Regions from separate parts of the Homo sapiens genome. Here region 2 is linked to region 1. Evidence: chromatin contacts called from ENCODE Hi-C or POLR2A ChIA-PET data. All regions are on one chromosome and are shown on one strand. Each heading gives the region's core, a stretch centred on a gene start or an enhancer-like site at or near the end of the contact. The rest is flanking DNA. Distances are from core to core; before and after follow the strand shown.

What was found. A loop is a pair of places that touch in the nucleus more often than their neighbours do. ChIA-PET counts read pairs that join two places held with the same protein, here RNA polymerase II (POLR2A).
Region 2: a loop to region 1 is called in a map of IMR-90, with 2.6 times the contacts of the local background. The contact joins two enhancer-like sites. A Hi-C loop is called at or near these places in 1 of 168 maps with a recorded cell type or tissue (IMR-90). POLR2A ChIA-PET finds 5 or more read pairs at or near these places in 2 of 52 experiments (AG04450 and PC-9).

What each region holds. Positions count from the first base shown.
Region 1 is chr16:66,265,038-66,268,546 of GRCh38, forward strand. No RefSeq gene overlaps it. Among named protein-coding and RNA genes, the nearest start is that of CDH5, 100 kb to the right of the region's middle. Within about 2 kb of position 1,719, at least 13 of the 41 ENCODE cell types and tissues checked have a DNase peak (open chromatin) inside an H3K27ac peak, as active enhancers do; they include IMR-90, where a contact is called at or near this core.
Region 2 is chr16:66,187,619-66,191,127 of GRCh38, forward strand. No RefSeq gene overlaps it. Among named protein-coding and RNA genes, the nearest start is that of CDH5, 180 kb to the right of the region's middle. Within about 2 kb of position 1,558, at least 4 of the 41 ENCODE cell types and tissues checked have a DNase peak (open chromatin) inside an H3K27ac peak, as active enhancers do; they include IMR-90, where a contact is called at or near this core.

The DNA.
Region 1 (3,509 bases), core at 469-2,968:
GAGAAGGGAGGGCTTATGGAGGAAGCACAAAGAGAGGGAATTTCTACCCAGGGTCATCTGTGCCCCTGTCACTACCAGGCCCCACTGGTTGTTGGAAGAGGGAGCACAGGCCTTTTCATCTTGTCCATCCAAGGACTCCATGAGCCTTCCCCTCAAGCCTGTGGGGTCTACCCCAGGTCATCTGCGCCCCAATCACTACCAGGCCCCACTGTTCGAACGGGGAGCACAGGCCTTTTCATCTTGTCCATCAAAGGTCTCCATGAGCCTTCACCTCAAGCCTGTGGGGCAGGGGGCATAGCACTCAGTGAGAAGGGTAGAAGCCTGGGTTCAACCACAGCCTCCCTGTCTTAGACAAGCCACTTAAACTGCCTGAGCCTCAGTTGCTTCGTCTGCAGAGTCAAGCTAATATAGCTGTACCCACCTGAAAGGGTTGTGAGGTCAGCTGGGATGAAATGGGAGAAGTGCACATAGTAAGTGCTCATTCAATGACAAATGTTAATATCATTACTACTATTATTACTTCCAAATGGGGAGCTGAGGGGCCAGGTGAGTTATCCCCAACAACACATAGCAGGAAAGGAAGTTGCGAGGCCCTGTCCTGGAGTGCTGAGCCAGGCCTGCTCTCTGCCAGCCGCACAGGGTACGTCCCACTGTAATGCCTCCGAGTTCCTCCATCACAAATCAGACATGTTTCTGATGTGGAAGTAAGTTGTAGAGGTTGTAACACAAACTACTGGACACAGCTGAGCCCAGAGCCCACTGCACTGGGTCACTTCGGGGTGAATCTTGGCTGAGTATCTTGAGGCAGGTCACCAGTCCTATCTGGGCTAATTTTCTCCAGCTATAAGATGAGGTGGGGCCGGGTGCAGTGTCTCACACCTATAATCCCAGCACTTAGGGCGGCCGAGGCCGGTGGATCACTTGAGGTCACAATTTGAGACTAGCCTGGACAACATGGTCAAACCCCGTCTCTACTAAAAATACAAAAAATAGCCGGGTGTGGTTGCAGGTGTCTGTAATCCCAGCTACTCGGGAGGCTAGGCAGGAAAATCACTTGAACCCAGGAGGCGGAGTTTGCAGTGAGCCAAGATCCCACCACTGCACGCCAGCCTGAATGACAGAGGGAGACACCATCTCAAAAAAAAAAAAAAAAAAAAAGAAGGGGTGGAATTGGATGGTTCTGCCATCCTCTGTGACCAGAGAACAATCCATTTCACCCCACAGACCCCCTGTCCTCTCCCCTGCTGGACCCCCCACCAGCCTTCAATGAATTTGAACACTGACACTATCAGATAAAGCCTGTTGCTGCTTGAGGTCAGAGCAAGGGATGTCAAAAATTGCCGGAAATTTTTCAGTCGTGAAAAAAAAAAAAAGCACAGGAGAGGCTGGAATACGAGCAGTTTTCAGTATGTATTTTTAGGACCCTGTACAGGCCTGAAGTTCCTTTGATGAGTTTAGAAACAAAAACATGTGTGTGTGGTATGTTTGCTTGATTTAGACATGGGTGTGACTGGAGTTAAAACAGCTTCCCCGTTTGGATTTTGTGATTTGTTGGGAAAAGCCAGAATGTTCTTCAGAACAAAAAGACATTCCTGGCCCCCATCACCACCGCCCCATCCATCTTCCTTTCTTTTGTTTCTCCTTGGTCTTCCTTCCCTGTTCTGAGTAGGCGGCTCAGTCTCTGAGCAATCAGACCCCACCCCCACCCCGTGAGGTCCCTCCAAGTGTAGCATCCAGCCCCGACCGCAGCCTACGCCTCGCCCCAGCAGCTGCAGACAATTGCATCCAGATGTGCATGCAGTGGGCCGGCCAGGAACTGCCCTGGCGGCCACCACTGGAGAGCCCAGCAGTGACAGCTCAGCCTCGGGGCCAGCAGGCTCCCAGGACCCCCACTCACCTCCCAGCAGACGTTCCTCGCAAACCCCATCAGGAAACGCTCCAGAAAGATCGGGCTATTCGTTCGGGGCTCTGCGGGGCTGACCCTGAGCACTCACACCCCATCCCACATGCTGTCCAGGCATGCTCACTGGCTCTGATCCCCACAGGAAGAACTCGCCCAGCTTAGGGACCGGGTTTTCCTGGACTGTGGGGGAGCGTATGTGTCCACGTTGCAGCCAGGCATGGACCGTGGGTCTGAACAGGCAGAGACCTCTGAGACCACAGGGCTGTGGTTTCTTCCCTGCATCTGGATCCTCGTAAGGTGGCCAGGCAGAAACCACAAGCCACATACCTTCCTACACACCTTCTCTCCTAGGACCCCTGCAAGGGTCCTGTTGAGCAGATGTTACCAGCCCACTTCTGGATAAGCCCAACGAGCTCAGAAATCTTCAAGAAGCAACTGGACCAGTGGGAAATGCAGGTCTGGGTGATTCCAGCCTGAGGCCTGAGACTGAGCCCAGTTTCCTCAGGCTCCAGACAACTGGGTGGCCAGGACCCGGCCGGTCAGCCCCATCTGGGGTGGTCAGGGTGGGGCACAGATGCTGAAAGTCGCTCCCACTGTGCACAGGTGGGGCCCTGGCTGAGGCAGGTCAGGACCTCGTGACCTGTTACCCCCCCCCCACACACACACAACCACACACACAACCATTCATACCCATGGAGAAACTGGGCACAATCGTAGACACACAAGTCTCACACAAGCTGACATATATGCGGGTTGACCCACAAACACACACACACACACACACACTGCCTGCTGGGCTGGTCTGGCAGGGCCTGGGGTAGGTCAGTCCTTTGAGGGGAAGGGCAGCTGCTCTTGTATTTCTGCCTGGGTCCCCCCGAAGGCAACAAGATATCAGCCCTTGAGTCTGGACTCTGGCCAAGGGGAGAGGGGACAGAAGGAATGAGAGTTAGAAGAGAGCAACGCAGCAGAAGAGGAGAGGGAGAAGAGAACAAAAGGAAAAGGAGGGAAGGAGGAGGGGGAAGAGATGAGGAAGAGCAGAGAAGGAAGGGTGCATGAGGAAGAGGGAAGCGGGGAAAGGAGGACAGGGAATGGGACAGGGGAAGGAGAGAGTGCAGGAGTAGGCCCTCTCGTAAGCCCCAGCGAGGGCAAAAAACATAATCTCCAGGTCTGGAATCAGACACATAATACATTGGACTTCTATGAGCACGTGTGACCTTATGCAAGTTACTCAACATCTCTCAGCCTCAGTTTCTTTTTCTCTAAAATGGAGATAATACAGTAGCCCCTTTCATAGAGAGGCATAGAACATATTGAACAGTCCCAGGTACATGGGAGAGCTTGATAAGGTTGCAAGAAAGATGGAACAGGTACTGGAGGCCCGAGCAAAGTCATATGCTTCCCGTATCCGGCCCGTGGTGAGTGCTTGGAGGATTTAACTGCTGTTATTTCTAATACTGCCGTCATCTTCCTCACATGCCAGGCACTGCTCCAAGTGTCTTTGTATCTATTACCTCATCTGACCTGCCAACAACCTTACAAGTGATTAGACTCATGATCCCTATTTTATAGATGGGTTAGGCAGAGGCCCAGAGAGGTTGAAAAACGA
Region 2 (3,509 bases), core at 308-2,807, 78 kb before region 1:
AACAAGTCAGAAATGGTCCCTGACCACATGGAGCTTGCTGGAGGCAAAGAACAGGCCACACACCCCTATGCCTCTTCCCTTTCTTCCCAGGACAGACAGGCCTTGAGACTCCATAAGTGCATGCTTTGGTGCACTCTGCCACGGTCATCTCTGCCTTCTCTGAGTCCTTGCTGCCCTTTGCTTTGCCTTCATCTCCATTCTTCCCTCTCTCTGCTCCTCTGACCCAGGTTCTGAAATGTCTCCTTTTGCCCCATCCACATTATCTGATAATAACAACAAGGATAATCAAAACCCTTTATTGAGCACATACTGTATGCTAGCCACTGGGTTAAGTGACGTGTGGGTATTATCTCATTTAAATCTCAAAAACAATCATGGCCTCACGTTCATATACCAAACCCCATTCCTGCTTTATTCTACCTGCCAGATGGAGCCTTCTTGGGAAGCACTACAACTTAAAATTAAATGCAAGGTGCTCGCAAACCTCTGGCCACTGCATTTGGTCAACTTGTCACTCCTTTACCTAAGTTAGTCCTGCAGTGCTTGCTCAGGCTTCATAGCCAAGACTTGCCCAGGCCTGCCCAGCACTGTCCCCATGATCTCCTGCAGCTGAAGTTTCCAACATGTCCCAGAAGCCCCATTCTGCCCCATTCCAGTAAAAAAAAACCCATTTCTGAAGGCTAAACCGTGATCAGCATCCACCCAAGAGTCAGAGAATAGAAAAGAAGGCTTCTGCAGTCATTCTTAGTTGCTTTAGACAAATGTCAAAATTTGCCTTCATCTCCTCTATCCTTCTATCTTTGCAGCTTCCTCCTAAAATCAGGAAATTAGATTAAATAAGTAGTTCTCAAACTCTATTTCAATGGGCCATGATTCCACTTCTCATGGATTATTAATGTATTATCCTGTCTCTGATGATGTATTTTCATGGCGCTCTCCAGACACAGTACCCTGATGAAAAAGGAGTGGTTTTCATGGTTGGGATCTAGGCAAAGTAGCAAGGTCGTAGGAGAATATTGGGGTGGGTGGGGGTGCCACATTTGGCTGCCCCCTTGTCTCTTGGTGCATCAGAAGAACTCAGATTCAGAGCCTGGGAAATTCAGGCCAAGAAGAGTAAGTGACAACAAAAGGAAAGATAATAGCTCTTTGTTGGGAATAAAAGGAAAGCAGCAAAGGCAGAGGACCTGCTTATCTTGCATTCTGGCAGAACACAGACCACCAACTCAGATACTTCAAAAGACCCCTGGCTCAGCTCCCCAGCCCCTCCCCTGGGGCTCCTGCAGAGAGAACATCATAATACATCTCCTCATTTTCTCCTGCACTTTTGATGTCAAAGTGTGGTCTGGTTAATTAGATGTTAGTGGGGGCCAGGGGTGCTGGAATCCAAACTCAATAAATTTCATTTCTGAAAGACAAAGAGGTCAAGTGCATATTAAACTTGAGCGCTCAGGGAGTTCTGCCGGGGCATTTATTCAGTCAGGCTCGTTGCAGTTTAGGCAGAGAGAACACCAGGCAGCTTTTGGAGTCTGGCTGGGTGCGGAGGCAAGCCTGGAAGTCTGCCCATCTTACATTGTGGAAGAAGAGGGGGGGAAAAAGTCATTCAAATGTTTTCAACATAAATAGCTCAGTCCTGCAGTCAGATTTTGAAATTTCTGCCAATATCCAACTCCTTTCATGAGACTAGCTCAGTAAACAGCCTGGCCCTTAGTTTCACCTCCTGCCGAGATCAAACCCACCAGCTTGGCTGTCTTCTGGGGGAGGCTGGCACTGCGAAGAGCCTATTCTAGCCTCTTGGAGCCCACTGGACTTGGGGCTGCCTCTCACCTCTGTTTATCATTATCTCAGAGCTACAGCCACAGGATAGCTTCTTTCGCCCATGCTTCACCTCCCGGTTGCCTTGGGCTGAACAGCGGAGGGAACATGGCACACACCACTCCCCAGCTCTGGCTGCTGCTCCATGACTGCAAGAAAATCAATATCCACCAACTGTTCCTATGGCAAGAGACCTTGTTACCAGTGGCAGGGCCTAGAACAGTGCAGACCCGAAGCCAGACAGCCCAAGGTCAAATCCTTGTTCCTCTACATCTCAAGTTGATTCTTCAGGCATTTTACTTAGACTCTCCCATCTCAGTTCATGAGTGGGCACAGCCTGCTGCCTTTGCAAGATTAGCATTTGGCCAACCTTGTAAAACGAAATGGGTGACTTCCTCAGCAATATCTGACTTAGGTACAAGTTTGTAATAAAGCATGCAGAGTTCAAGGCTAAATTCTTAGGGGTGCATTTTGAAATATCCCTTTCATTTTGTGTTTGTTTTCTTCTTTTCTTAGCGTGTTTTGATTGGAGAACAAAGGTGTTAGTCATGCATGAGGTGTCCACATATAGGAAATTACTGACTTGGCAACTTAATTACATTTGGAGGCCACTTAATAGGACTGATTCCCTTTATTTAGACAGCCTGAATCTTCTTAGTCATGACTTGAGAATGTGATCATCTACGCGTTGCTTTATCTTGAAAACTTACCAAACCACCACAGCCATCTCTCCAAGCAAACAAAATGTCATGTTGAGACACTACAGTTTGGACATCCCCAAAACCCCATTCGAGATTTCTCATCTGGCAAAATTCACTGTTGCCTGCTGCAGGGTGGGTGGTAACACAGTCTAATTGTGGTTCTTCTTTTCTATTTCTGCAGCATAAAGTCATTCTGCCGCAATTGTTTCTCATCACTGCACCCTAGGTTTTCCACAAAGAACCTCTGTTTTGATAGAGGCCTATTTTTTTTTAACCCTGCCAAGAAGCAGTCTATTGTGTTGGAAAGAGTTCAGCTGAACTTACAAGCCCAAATTTAAGGACTGCATGTACCATTTTTAAAAATCAGAGACCCAGCATGGGAAATCTCCAAGAGCTATTTCTAGTGTGTGACTGCCCAATATTCTAAACTAAGAACTTGAGGAAGCCATTCCCAATGATCAAATTGGTGGCTCCCATCTGCCTAGTTTTTGCTTCCTAAAAATAATTTCCCAGAAGCCTCAGAGCTGTGGTTGAGAAGGAGGCAAAATAATCAGTCATCAGGGAGATTCCTGGTCAAAGAAATTCTTTCTTCACCAAGCTAAGGGTGCCAGCCCCCTACAGAAGCGGGGCCCACCAGCATCCTAGGACCCAGAAATGTGGATAGCATGAAGATGGTTCAAGCTCCCAGAGCCCTTTTCCCATGTAAACTGGCACTCCATTGAGATATCACTTTATGCCTATTAAAATAGCTATTATCAAAAAGACAAAAGACAATAAGCACTGGCAGGAGATTGGGAAAAAGGAACCACTGTACATTGTTGGTGGAAATGTAGAATGGTACAGCCATTATGGAGAACACCACTGAGTTTTCTCAAAAAATTAAAAACAGCACTACCGTATGACCCAGCAATCTGTCTTCTGGGTATACATCTAAAGCATATGAAATTAGTATGTTTAAGGGATATCTGCACTACCACGTTCATTGCAACACTGTTC